2 separate regions of the Homo sapiens genome follow, and region 2 is linked to region 1. A link is a contact called in ENCODE Hi-C or POLR2A ChIA-PET data. All regions are on one chromosome and are shown on one strand. The core of a region is the stretch at or near the end of the contact, and the rest is flanking DNA. Distances in the headings are between cores, read along the strand shown. Region 1 overlaps PRDX6-AS1 (PRDX6 antisense RNA 1). Region 2 overlaps KLHL20 (kelch like family member 20).

Evidence for each region. A loop is a pair of places that touch in the nucleus more often than their neighbours do. ChIA-PET counts read pairs that join two places held with the same protein, here RNA polymerase II (POLR2A). Pooled maps may share reads with other maps.
Region 2: a loop to region 1 is called in a map of CD4-positive, alpha-beta memory T cell, with 4 times the contacts of the local background. The contact joins two enhancer-like sites. A Hi-C loop is called at or near these places in 6 of 168 maps with a recorded cell type or tissue (CD4-positive, alpha-beta memory T cell, IMR-90, K562 and 3 more), 1 of 37 single-sample maps with no recorded cell type and 13 of 50 pooled maps. POLR2A ChIA-PET finds 5 or more read pairs at or near these places in 2 of 52 experiments (AG04450 and OCI-LY7).

Annotation. Positions count from the first base shown.
Region 1 is chr1:173,426,098-173,432,974 of GRCh38, reverse strand. All of the region lies in intron 1 of PRDX6-AS1 (PRDX6 antisense RNA 1), which reads left to right. The region is part of intron 2 of LOC100506023 (a long non-coding RNA gene); the gene reads left to right. It also overlaps a transcript of TNFSF4 not described here. Among named protein-coding and RNA genes, the nearest start is that of PRDX6-AS1, 32 kb to the left of the region's middle. RefSeq lists an enhancer at 1,411-1,705. Within about 2 kb of position 3,339, at least 34 of the 41 ENCODE cell types and tissues checked have a DNase peak (open chromatin) inside an H3K27ac peak, as active enhancers do.
Region 2 is chr1:173,772,667-173,779,655 of GRCh38, reverse strand. KLHL20 (kelch like family member 20) reads right to left here. Exons shown (of 12, transcript NM_014458.4): 9 at 5,218-5,351; 10 at 3,814-4,022. Among named protein-coding and RNA genes, the nearest start is that of DARS2, 49 kb to the left of the region's middle. Within about 2 kb of position 5,680, at least 2 of the 41 ENCODE cell types and tissues checked have a DNase peak (open chromatin) inside an H3K27ac peak, as active enhancers do.

The DNA.
Region 1 (6,877 bases), core at 2,090-4,589:
ATTTTCACATTTTACCGTCTTTGAAATAAAAACTGTCTTACAATACATGGAGCATAACAATTGTCACTTTTCTTCTCTTAATAGCAAATACAGTAATGCCTTATAAGCATTGGTTTCTTAGATTTGATGAAATGGGATATTTGCACAAAATTTACCTAAGAAATTGCTGTCGTTTTTACATGAACAAGGTAGATTATAGGTAAAACACCTAAAACTGGTTTTTAATGCTCCTTCATTTTTTTTTTTTCAGGAGAGTTCTGTATTCCTCAAAGATCCCTCAAGAATTTTGTCAGTGTTGCCATAACCTCTTGTTTATTAGTCTGCTTGGGTTGCCATAAAAGAATGTACACAGACTGGGTGGCTTAAACAACAGACATTATTTTCTTACAGTTCTAGAGTCTAGAAGTCCAAGATCAGGGTGCCAGCAGGGTTGGTTTCTAGTAAGGCAACCTTCTCACTGTGTGCTCACATAGACAAGGCCTTTCATCTGTGTGCGTTTGTGGAGAGAGATCTTTGGTGTCTCGTTCTCTTTCTATAAGGTCACCAGTCCTACTGGATTAGGGCCCTACCCTTATGAACTCATTTATCTTTAATTATTTCCATAAAGGCTCTGTTTCTAAATACAAATACATTGGGGATTAGGACTTCAACATATGAATTTGAAGGGTGGAGGTACACAATTCATTTCATAACACTCTGGTTTGGATGGCAATTGTCTAACAAAGATCTAGTTGTTTTGGACTCGGGTGGCTGTGAGCTGGTCTCTGGGTTTGGACTGGATTCCTCACTGGGGAGCAACCCCTCGCCCTTTATCACCTGTTTATAGCATATTACTAGGAAGTGATGTGTCTTGCTTCACATTATTACGTGCCAAATGCTAATTGTGGAGGACCTCTTCTGCTTCTACCCTCTTAGGTCTTAGCCATTAGGTATTAGTTGTCAATCCTTAAGGCCTCCTTCACCCAGTTCTTTTAGGTCCTCTCAGGGCATTGCTACACTCTGCTGATTTCACTTTGCTACTATTATCAAGTGTGTATTCTAGCCAAGGGGGCTACATACTGAGCTTCAGCACCAGCCTGTGTTCATGATACATCATTGGTCACAAGTGAGGCTGGAGGAGAACTCATCTGCTGAGGAAGTAAGCACATGACCTGTCACCAAGGAGTCACCATTTGGCCAAGATCGAAATCCAACACTAAACTTCATTACACATCACCATCAGGTTGCAGTCCTGAACATGCATTGTATTCCATGCCTTGCGAGACCCTGAAATGTTGTCAGTGAAGGACAGCAGGCAAGGTAGTGCATGTGAAAACAATTGTTGACCATGAAATATTTTATTCAGAAATGAGTAAAAAAGAATCTTTGTAGCAGCCAGCCTTTCCCCTGGGGGAGAAAGCTCAGCAGTTGGTTTGGTCAGTTGGTTCACTGAAGGCAGATGAATTGGCACTTTGCAGTTGAGAGCCAATGCAGGCTCACGGAGGTGGCTTCTTTCTGCAGGCTGATTTTGGGCCCCCAGCAGGGCCCAAGGCCCAACAATCAGCGCATGGCTCTTAATTCTGTGCAACTAACAAATCCCGTCCCAGTGTGCTGAGAGCGCCCTCTAGTGCCCAGAAACTTCCTCAAGAATGGAGTGTAAAGACCTTTAAGGACCTTCATCAGGAAGGAACCACCATACTTTTGAATTTCAAGCCTAACCTGAAGATTATTATTTAAGGAAACCGACAAATTTTCTCAAAGAAATTATTGTATTGGAAAATATTTAGAATGCAAACACATTCTCCAAAGAAAACCAAAGACAACTACAGTGATTCATTTACTTTAGGTCTACAACAACAAAATATTAATTTAACAATACAAATAACATGCCCTTTAGCTCTTTGAAGGATGGCAATGAGGAAAACTGGAAAATAATGATCTAGCAATTACTGGCTGAACCACATTCTAAGAAATGTTAAGATAACAGGTGAACATTCAAAATTCAAATTTACCACTTTGGAGGCTGCTTATTTGCATGACAAATGGATTCTTTGTTTTACAGAAAGGCTTTCTCACAGGCCTGGGTTTTATTACCAATTAGCCTTAACCCCAGCAGAGCTTTAATTAGAATGCAAAGGGTTTGTGGGATCTGTGGGCACTGGAGGAAGAGTGTCTTATGTTGAGATTTTTATAGGATTAAGTACACAGCCTCTGAGTTACATCTGCTATATATAGCACAAATTATATAAACGTTGGTATTGCCTGTCACCTAATACAATTATTTGTGCAGACAGAGTATGACATTAATTCCTGCAGTGAACAACTCTATAGACCCTTCACCCTAATGTGTCCATTTAAATGGAGCCCTATTTGCTATGCACACACTTTTTCAAAGAATCTGTTAGAGAATGTGAATACCAAGTTATAAGCAACAAAAAAGAAAGCAACAAAATATAATGAAATCCCCATTACATCCCTTTGCCCTATAATACTTTCCCTTGACTTTGCTATAAGCATTCCTCTGGCATTCCCACTCCTGACCCACAAGATTATTAAATGTTTATTGTCTCAACTAACTATGCCAACAGGTTCGTAATATCGATACAGAGAAAGTGGAAGACTCTGTGAAAGTTATTTACATTAAACATGCAAGTGTAAAAAAGGATTGTTGAGCAACAGGAGTGAGCTAAGAAGGCAGTTGTGAATTCTGTGCATTCAAGATGAAACAATGTTATTTGTGTGTGTTAGCTGCCTGGCTGAGTAAATAAAGAAGATTCAAATTTGGCGCAGCTGTTCTTTCTCAGTGCTGCCTGGATATTAGATTCCCTGCAACCGTCTGTGTGCTTAGACCCCGCGTTCCATTGCGTAGGCTGCTGGCAGGCCTTTTTTTAGCGGAATGCAGCTGGGAGCAGGAAGGGTGGAGCCTGCTGGGGTTTGACTCAGCAGCTGTGGGCGAGGCCCTACACACTCTGTCTTGAGGACTGTGATAAAGGTTAAAAATAAAGGATAGCACTTGAGTGGGCTTCATAAGGAGTAGCAATCTAATTATAGGGCTTATTTTTACAAAGCAGCAGCTGACAGCGTCAGCCCAGCACGTCCTAAAAGTTCTTAGTAAGGCAGGAAGCTGCTACATTTGCTATGACCAATGTCACTTTAAGGGGTCTTGGCAATTACATTCTCACTCAACTTTTCCTTCTGCAACAAGGATATATGAGGGGGATTAGAGGATATTGCAAAAGCTCACCTTTTATTCAGACCCAATTAAAAACTAAACCCACTAAATCAACTTCCTCTCTCCCTTCTCAAACATTTATAAAGCGCCACCACGCGGCAGGCACAGTGCTGGGTGCTGCCATTCACACCCCACATGGTCTTTTCCCACAGCTGGTGGAGGTTGTGGCGTAGCCTGTGCTCAGTCTTGGATCTGTCTCTTGAGGACCAGTTTCTCTTTGGGCTCTTGTTTCCAAGAGCCATGGAGAATGAGCAGAGCAGCATCTAACAAAGGACGGGGTCCCCTCTCAGCTTCTCTGTCTTCACAAGTGAATGTCACACATTTTAAACTAGAACTCTTTCTACTTATTTAGCACCTAACAGATGCTACAAGAATTCTGGTTACTTTTTCTTTTCTGTTTGGGTCGGGAGCACATGTCTAAGTGTGACAAATGTGAGCAGATTATTTGGAGAGGTGAGGAAATACAAGAAAGAGGGGGGCCAGTCTTTTCTCTCTTTTGGAAAAATAATCATTTTTCGTAGAAACCAGATACTTTCATAATACTCTTTTTTTTTAAAGAAATGTTTTAACATGAAAAAAATTTCAAAGATACATACAAGTAGAGATAATAGTGTAATAAGTCCCCATGTACTTTTTGTCCAGCTTTAACAATTAGCAGCATGTGGCCTGATTTTGTTTTACACATATCCTCTCTCCTGTATTATTTTGGAGCAAATTTGATATGTTATTTCTTTCTTTCTTTCTTTTTTTTTTTCCTTAGACAGAGTCTTGCTCTGTCACCCAGGCTGGAGTGCAGTGGCACAATCTCGGCTCACTGCAACCTCCGCCTCCCAGATTCAATAAATTCTCCTGCCTCAGACTCCCGAATAGCTGGGATTACAGGCACCTGCCACCATGCCTGGCCACAAGTTTTGTATTTTTAGTAGATACGGGGTTTCACCATGTTGGCCAGGCTGGTCTCGAATTCCTGACCTCAGGTGATCCTCCTGCCTTGGCCTCCCAAATTGCTGGAATTACAGGCATGAGCCACTGCTCCCAGCCAATATGTTATTTCATCTGCAAATATTTCAATATGTAGTTCTATAGATAATAATTCCTTTTTAAAAAGTAACCACAAAACAATAAATTCAACTAACATTAGCAATAATTCATTAATATCATAAACTAGTCAGTATTTAAATTTATAATTATCTCATAAATGCATATGCACAATTTTTACAGCTTGTTTGAATTAAGATAAAAATCAGCTGCACATATTATAGTTGGTTCCTTTTTCTCTTAAATCTTTTATTCCATAGATTCCCCTTCCATGTCCCTCTCTGTTTTGTTATCCTGGCAATCAGTTGAAAAACTGAGTACTTTGTCCTGTAGATTTTTATGGATTGGATGCCTGTGGTCCTCTGTAACAGTATCCTCCATTTTCTGTTTCTTGTAAATTAGTACAGTCATGCCCCTCATAACAAAATATTCTGTCAACGATGAACCATTATGGATGGTAGTCCCATAAGATTATAATAGAGGTCGGGCGTGGTGGCTCACGCCTGTAATCCCAGCACTTTGGGAGGCTGAGGCGGGTGGATCACTTGAGGCCAGGAGTTGGAGACCAGCCTGGCTAACATGGCAAAACATTGTCTTTACTAAAATAAAAAAAGTAGCCGGGTGTGGTGGCGGGTGCCTGTAATCCCAGCTGCTTGGGAGGCTGAGGCAGGAATCGCTTGAACCTGGGAGGTGAAGGTTGCAGTGAGCCAAGATCGCACCACTTCAGCTTGGGCAACAAAGCAAGATTCTATCTCAAAAAAAAAAAAAAAAAGATTATAATGGAGTTGAAAGATTCCCATTGCTTAGTTATGTAGCCATTGTAACATGGTAGCACAACACATTACCTTTTCTATGTTTAGATATGTTGCAATACACACTATTGTGTTACAGTCGCCTACAGTTTTCAGTACAGTAACATGCTGTACAGGTTTGTAGTCTGGGAGCAATAGGCTGTACCATATAGCCTAAGTGTGTAGTAGATTATACCATCCAGGTTGTGTAAGTACACTCTGTGATATTTACACAATGAAATCACCTAATAACACATTTCTCAGAATGTATTGCTGTCGTTAAGGGATGCATGATTATAGTTGACTCTAGAGACTTATCAGAGTCAGGTTTCATTTTTCTGTCAAAACGACTTCATACATGGTAGAAAAATCTCATGTCTCTCTTTTTTCCCGATGACATTCTTTACACTGTCAGTGTAGTTTCTGAACTTAGTTGCAATCTGTAAGAGAGGGTTTCTTGACTTCATCACTATTGAAGTTTTGTACCAGCTAATTCTTTGTTGTGGGGTCAGTGGGGGGGCGGGCTCTCCCGTGCATTGTGGAATGTTTAGCAGCATCCTGGTCTCTACCCACTAGATACCAGTAGCAGCCACTCCCCAGTTGTGACAATCAAAAGTATCTCCAGACATTGCCAAATATCCTTTGGGAGGGTAGGGAAAAATCATCCCTGGTTGAGAACCACAGCTGTAGACTAACCATTAGTTATTCTGAAAGGTTATCTGTCCACAGCCTTTAACGTTTCAAGTGCTAATCCATTGACCATGAGACCTAGGCCATTCACTATGATTATTGTATTGATTTTTTGTTGGTGCTGTGACAAATTACTACAAATGTAGTGGCTTAAACAATACAAATTTATTATCATACAGTTCTGAAGGTGACGAGTCCAGATTGGGTTTCACAGGGCTAAAATCAAGGCATCAGGAGGGCTGTGTTCCTCCTGCATGGCGTTTTTCTTTGTCTTCAGAGCCTACAGTATAGCATCTTCCAGTCTCTCTCTCTCTCTGACTGTCTTGCATCCCCCTTATAAGAACCCATGGGAGCTGTGCGCAGTGGCTCACGCCTGTAATCCTAACACTTTGGGAGGCTGATGCAGGAGGATCATTTGAGCCCAAGAGTTTGACAGCAGCCCTGGCAACATAGCGAGACCTTGTCTCTACAAAAAAATGAAAAAATCTGCTGGGTGTGGTGGTGCGTACCTGTAGTCCCAGCTACTCGGGGCCGAGGTGGGAGAATTGCTTGAGCCCGGGAGGTTGAGGCTGCCGTGAGCTGTGTTGTGTCACTGCACTCTAGCCTGGGTGACAGAGCAAGACCCTGTCTCAAAGTAAAATAAAAATTTAAAAAATGAACCCATGGGATTACATTGGGCCCACTGAATAGTCCAGAATAACCTCTGTATTTAAAAGTCCTTTATTTAATCATAGTTGCAAAGTCCCTTTGACCATGTAAAGCAGCACATTTACAGGTTCTGGGGATTAGAATGTTAAAGCTCAGAAAACAACACTCCTAAGTATGGCATTTTGACATGCTGAGTATTTTGAACTAAAGAAGCAGCCATGGAAACAAGGTATCTCTGACCACCTCCTGTCCGCTGTCTCTTGCCTATCTGCCTCTCCTGAAGCACAGGGAGAAAATTTTTCTGAAGTTCCCATATCTGACAAAGGGAAGCACTTTTTCTGAAGTTTCCATATCTGACTAAGGGAAGCTCCTCCAGAAGGAAGCAACTGACTTGAGCCCCACTCCCTATAATCTCATCAAACAGGGAAGACTGACTCGCAGGAAGGAACGTTAGAGTTGACGCCACACCCAGAGCCCAGACGAACTTTGTTTCAGGTTA
Region 2 (6,989 bases), core at 4,431-6,930, 340 kb before region 1:
CTAAAAGCCAGGTGCAGTGGCTTATGTCTATAATCCCAGCACTTTGGGAGGCTGAGGGGGGTGGATCACCTGAGGTCAGGAGTTTGAGACCAGCCTGGCCAACATGGCAAAACCCCATCTCTACTAAAAATACAAAAGTTAGCTGGACATGGTGGCACGCGCCTGTACTCCCAGCTACTCGGGAGGCTGAAGCAGGAGAATTGCTTGAACCTGGGAGGTGAAAGTTGCAGTGAGCTGAGATTGCACCACTGCACTCCAGTTTGGGTGACAGAGTGAGACTCCTTCTCAAAAAAAAAAAAAAAAAAGGAGAAATCCTAAAAAATTATTCTCTAATTAAAGATATGACGACATAAAATTTTTCAACTACATGAGATAAAAATAATCAAAAGAAATTCATTATTTTCTAGTGTCAAATTAGCAGGGCTTGATTTACCTAAAAGCATCCTGAATGACCAGTGGGTCAATGAAGAAATGAAGAAATTAAAAGTTTCTTGAAACAAATGAAAATGGAAAAACAACATACCAAAACCTATAAAGCGGTTTTGGACATAAAGTGAAAGTAAGAGGAAAGTTTATAGCAATAAGAGCCTACATCAAAAAAGTACAAAAACTTCAAATAACATAACAATGCATCTTAAAGAACTAGAAAAGAACAAACCAAATCCAAAATGAGAAGAAACAATAAAGATCAGAGCAGAAATTAATGAAATTTAAGTGAAAAAAACACAAAAGATCAATTAAATGAAAAGTTGACTTTTGAAAGATAAACAAAATCAACAAACCTTTAGGCAGATTAAGAAAAAAGAAGGCCCAAATAAATAAAATCAGAGATGAAAAAGGAGACATTACAACTGATACCGTAGACATTCAAAGGATAATTAGAGGCTATTATGAACAAATATATGCCAATACATTAGAAAATCTAGAAGAAACAGATAAATTCCTAGACACATACAACCTACCAAGATTGAACCATGAAGAAATCTAAAACTTGAACGGACCAATAGCAAGTAATAAGGCTAAGTGTGGTGGCTCATGCCTGTAATCTCAGCACTTTGGGAGGCTGAGGCGAATAGATCACTTGAGCTCAGGAGTTTGAGACCAGGCTGGGCAACATGGCAAAACCCCAACTCTACCAAAAAAAAAACAAAAAACAAAAATTAGCTGGGCATGATGGTGTGCACATGTAGTCCCAGCTAATGGGGAGACTGAGGTGGAAGGAAGGCTTGAGCCTGGGAGGTGGAGGATGCAATGAGCCGACATTGTATCATTGCACTCCAACCTTGGTGACAGAGCCAGACCCTGTCTCAAAACAAAACAAAAAAGTAATGAGATCAAAGCTGTAATAAAAAATCTCCCAGCGGAATTGAACAATGACATCACTTAGACACAGGGCGGGGAACACACACCAGGGCCTGTCGGGGGGTGGGGGGCTGAGGGAGTGATAGCGTTAGGAGAAATACCTAATGTAAATGACGAGTTGATGGGTGCAGCAAACATGGCACATGTAGGCACATGTAGACCTATGTATCAAACCTGCACTTTGTGCACATGTACCCTAGAACTTAAAGTATAATAAAAAAAAGAAAAAAAAATCTTCCGGCAAAGAAAAGCCCAGGACCCAATGGCCTCACTGCTGAATCTTATCAAATATTTAAAGAAGAATTAATACTAATCCTATCAAACTACTCCAAACATAGAGGAAGAGGTAACACTTCCAAACTCACTTTAGGAGGCTAGTATTACCCTGATACCAAAACCAGACAAAGACACATCAAAAAAAGAAAGCTACAGTCCAATATCCTCAATGAACAATGATGCAAAAATCTTCAACAAAATCCCAGCAAACTGAATTCAATGACACATTAGAAAGATAATTCATCATGACCAGGTAGAAATTATCCCAGGGATGCAAGAATGGTTCAACATATGCAAATCAATCAGTGTGGTACATCATATCAACAGAATGAAGGACAAAAACCAAATAATCATTTCAATTGATGCTGAAAAAGCATTTGATAAAAGTAAGCATCCCTTCATGATAAAAACCCTTAAAAAACTGGGTACAGAGGGAACATACCTCAACACAATAAAAGCCATATATGACAGACCCACAGATAGCATCATTTAGAATGGGGAAAAACTGAAAGCCTTTCCTCTAAGATCTAGAACAAGACAGGGATGCGCACTTTCACCACTGTTATTCAGTATAGTACTGGAAGTCCTAGGTAGAGCAATGGGACAAAAGAAAGAAAGAAAGGGCATCCAAATTGGAAAGGAAGAAGTCAAATTATCCTTCTTTGCCTACAGTATGATTTTGTATTTGGAAAAACCTAAAGACTCCACCAAAAAGCTATTAGAACAGATAAACAAATTCAGCAGAGCTGCAGGATACACAATCAAGATATAAAAATCAGTAGCATTTCTATATGCCAACAGCAAACAATCTGAAAAAGAAATCAAGAAAGTAATCCTATTTACAACAGCTATAAATAAAATACCTACGAATAAACTGAACCAAAGAAGTGAAAAATACAATGAAAACTAGAAAACATTGATGCAAGAAATTGAAGAGGACACACAAAAATGAAAAGACATTCCATGTTCATGGATTGGAAGAATCAATATTGTTAAAATGTCCATGCTATCCAAAACAATCTACAGATTCAATGCAATCCCTACCAAAATACCAATGACAGTCTTCACAGAAATAGAAAAAATAATCCTAAAATTGATATGCAACCACAAAGACCCAGAATAGCCAAAGCTATCTTGAGCAACAAGACCAAAACTGGAGGAATCACATTATCTGACTTCAAATTATACTAAAGAGCTACAGTAACTAAAACGGTATGAGACTAGAATAAAAACAGACACATAGACCAATGGAACAGAATGGAGAACCCAGAAATAAACCTATACATCTACAGCGAACTGTTTTTTTGACAAAGGTGCTAGGAACGTATATTGGGGAAAGGACAATCTCTTCAATTAACAGTGCTGGGAAAACCAGGTAACTATATGCAGAATGAAACTAGACCCCATTTTTTGCCATATACAAAAATCAAATTAAAATGAATTAAAGACTTAAATCTAAGGCCTCAAACAATGAAACTGCTAAAAGAAAACACTGGGGAAACTCTCCAGGACATTGGTCTGGGCAAAGATTTTTTTCAGTAATACTCCACAAGCACAGGCAACCAAAGAAAAAATAGACAAATGGGATCACATTAAGTCAAAAAGCTTCTGCACAGCAAAGGAAACAACCAACAAAGTGAAGAGACAACCCACAGAATGGGAGAAAACTACTCTTCTGACAAGGGATTAATAACTAGAATATATAAGGGCTCAAACAACTCAATAGAAAAAAACTAATAATCCAATTAAAAAGTGGGCAAAAGATCTGAATAGACCTTTCTCCAAAGAAGACATAAAAATAGCAAACAGGTATATGAAAAGGTGCTCAACATCTGATCATTAGAGAAATGGAAATGAAAATTACAATGAGATGTCATCTCACCCCAGTTAAAATGGCTTTTATCCAAAAGTCAGGCCATAACGATTGCTGATAAGGATGCAGAGAAAAGGGAACCCTCCTACACTGCTGGTGGGAATATAAATTAGTACAACAGTTTGGAGGTTCCTCAAAAAACTAAAAATAGAAATATCATATGATCCAGCAATCTTACTGCTAGGTATATACCCCAAAGAAAGGAAACCAGTATAATGAAGAGATATCTGCACTCCCATGTTTATTGCAGCACTATTAATAGCCAAGATTTGGAAGCAACCTAAGTGTCCATAACCACTTACTCCACTACGGCGTGATGTCATGGCCACCACTGGAGACCACTGGTTGGTTCTGGGGTTGTATCTCTCAGCACTGCTCAGCTCTGTAGTGTCATCTCTACCTCCTACAGCATAGATCATGTCCTGATATACTGCACAGCCTAGGTGTTTCCTCCGGGTCCCCATAGGGGCTATAGTGTGCCATCTGTTTTCCTGAGGATTGTAACGTTCCACTGTAGGGAAAAGAAAAACCAGTAAGTGAGCATTCAACCATTTCCTCTCACCTCCAGTTTTCTTTATAGCCACTGATACTTTGTGATAACACATATTTTCAACACATGATCTGATTTTTGCTTCTGAGAAGGATTTGTATACCTCTGGACAATACTACATATACTCTCATCAGGGACTGGTTTCTTCTAGGTATGGTACAGTGGAAAGGGCACGTGTTGGGATCCAGATACTCTGGTTCTAGTTTTATCTAAATGACTAATTAGCTACATGACTCTCAGCCTCACTCTCCTTATCGTTAAATGGGGAGCCTGACTACATGATCAATAAGCACCATTCAGTACTAACAATTTATCATCATAATCAGACAACTTCTGTACTCCTGTATTCCCTCCCCTATAGCACAGTGCATTTTAAGCTTCTGAAGAGAAGACAAGACGTGACGAATCTGGTGTGACTGTCACATTGACAATATCCTTAGGCAAAAATACCCATACTATCTAAATAGAAAGGAATAACAAACCAGGCCAGGTGCAGTGGCTCACACTTATAATTCCAGCACTTTAGGAGGCTGAGGTGGGCAGATCACTGGAGCTCAGGAGTTTGAGACCAACCTGGGCAACACAGCGAAACCCCATCTCTACTAAAAATACAAAAATCAGCCAAGTGTGGTGGCATACACGTATAATCCCAGCTACTCGGGAGGCTGAGGTGGGAGGATTGCTTGAGTCCGGGAGGTAGAGGTTGCAGTGAGCCAAGATTGTGGCACTGGACTCCAGCCTGGGTGACAGAGCGAGACCCTGTCATAAAAACACAAACAAAAACAAAACCCAAATAAACGAATTTGTAGTTCTAAGTTTTTATTTATTCTTGGATTAGAGTACGTTGTGGTTTTGAGGAGAAGTTGTGATGGAGGAAAAGGAACTAATTATATAAGAAAGTAGTTTTTAAAATTCATTATAAATTTCCAGCAGCTTGGAAAGCAGGGGAAGAAATAAATATTTGGGGAACGTACTTAGAATATGACTACAGTGGGAGCTGAGGAAGAGCTGAGAGCTGCACTCTGCTGGAGGGAAAAATCAGGCATTTTCCTAGTAAATTATAGGATAACCTGGAGTTTCTACACGTTTTGTAGGAGGACTCTCCAGGAAAATGTTCTGCTTTTGGGGAACCTGATTGCCTTTGGGAGGGACTAACCTGTGTTGAGAGGAGATGTCCCGTCAGAGCCACCTACAGCATATAAGAACCCTCCTAACACAGCCACAGCCACACCTAGTCTTCTGGTACTCATAGAAGCTACCCGAGTCCACTTGTTCTCCTTCGGATCATACCTGCAGTGAGGGAAACCAGACTGTATGCTTGTTCTTATTAAGTGAAGCCTTTTTCATAAGATCTGAAATCACACTAACGATATACTGAGTACACGGACTTGCTATAGTCAAATGTGCAATGAAAATCTAACATTTTACTTAGTCATTAGAAAAACGTCTTAGAATTTATATCTGTGCCAGCTATTAAGCTATTTTCTACACTCATACTTGGAAAATGTCCCAAGGAAAGAAAACAACCTATGACTTCAGCTCACATAACACAGGCTCTTTCTCTTTTTTTTTTTTTTTTTTGAGATGGAGTCTTGGTCTGTCGCCCAGGCTGGAGTGCAAGTGGCGTGATCTCAGCTCACTGCAAGCTCCGCCTCCTGGGTTCACGCCATTCTCCTGCCTCAGCCTCCTGAGCAGCTGGGACTACAGGTGCCTGCCACCACGCCTGGCTAATTTTTTGTATTTTTAGTAGAGATGGGGTTTCGCCATGTTAGCCAGGAGGGTCTCGATCTCCTGACCTCGTGATCTGCCAGCCTTGGCCTCCCAAAGTGCTGGGATTACAGGCGTGAGTGACCGTGCCCGGCTGGCAACACAGGCTCTTTCTTCAATGGAATTTTAGTTCATTTGGTCATTACTTTGAAATGCCTCTGATGTATTTTAAAATATGATTTTTGTAATTTGTCTTTTTTTCCTAGTCGTTGTAGTGGGGGTGATGGCTGTTACTCTCTACTACATCCTATTAGAAAGTAGAAGTCTTTTGCATAGTTCTTTGAGACAACCTTTTTATTATAAAACTCAAATACAGAAAGTGCCATCCCTAGACACTTCAATCTTACTTAACATTACATTTAAAAAAATTTTAATTAATATTTATTTATTTAATTAATATTTATTTATTTAAAAATAGGGGTCTTGCTGTGTTAACCAGGCTAGTCTCAAACTCCTGGCCTCAAGCAATCCTCTCACCTTGGCCCCCCAAAGTGCTGGGATTACAGGTGAGCCACTGTGTCTGGCTGAGACTTAAAAAAAAGATAAAAAAAAAAAAGGCTGTGTGTGGTGGCTCATGCCTGTAATCCCAGCACTCTGGAAGGCTGAGGCTGGAGGACTGCTTGAGGCCACAAGTTCGAGTTCAAGACCAGCCTCGTCAACACAGAGAGACCTTATCTCTATAAAAAAATTGGAAAAAAAATTAGCCAGGCATAGCGGCATTCATCTGCAGTCCCAGCTACTTGGGAGGATGAGGCAGGGATTGCTTGAGACAGTTGTGAGCTATTATTGCACCACTGCACTCCAGCCTGGGTGACAGAGTGAGACCCTGTCTCTAAAAAAATCAGATTAAATTAAAAAGTCTCTTATTGTCTACAGGTTTTCTCTCCATTCCTTTTCTTCCCTGCAATTCATCTGTTTTAGAACCCAGAGTGTATGACAATTTTCCCCATAATATGGATTTGGTTGACTGTACGTTCATAGTGCAGTCCAATCTGTTGCTCTGTCCTTTTTATGTTGGGCAAATTGGTAGTTGGATCCAGAAATTTGATCAGACCATGTTTGGTTCCTTTAACAAGACTAAAGAAGGTGGTATGTTAGCAGCTGTTTATCAATGTCTAGATACACTAATTTACTGAGTGTTGCAAAATGATAATCACTTAT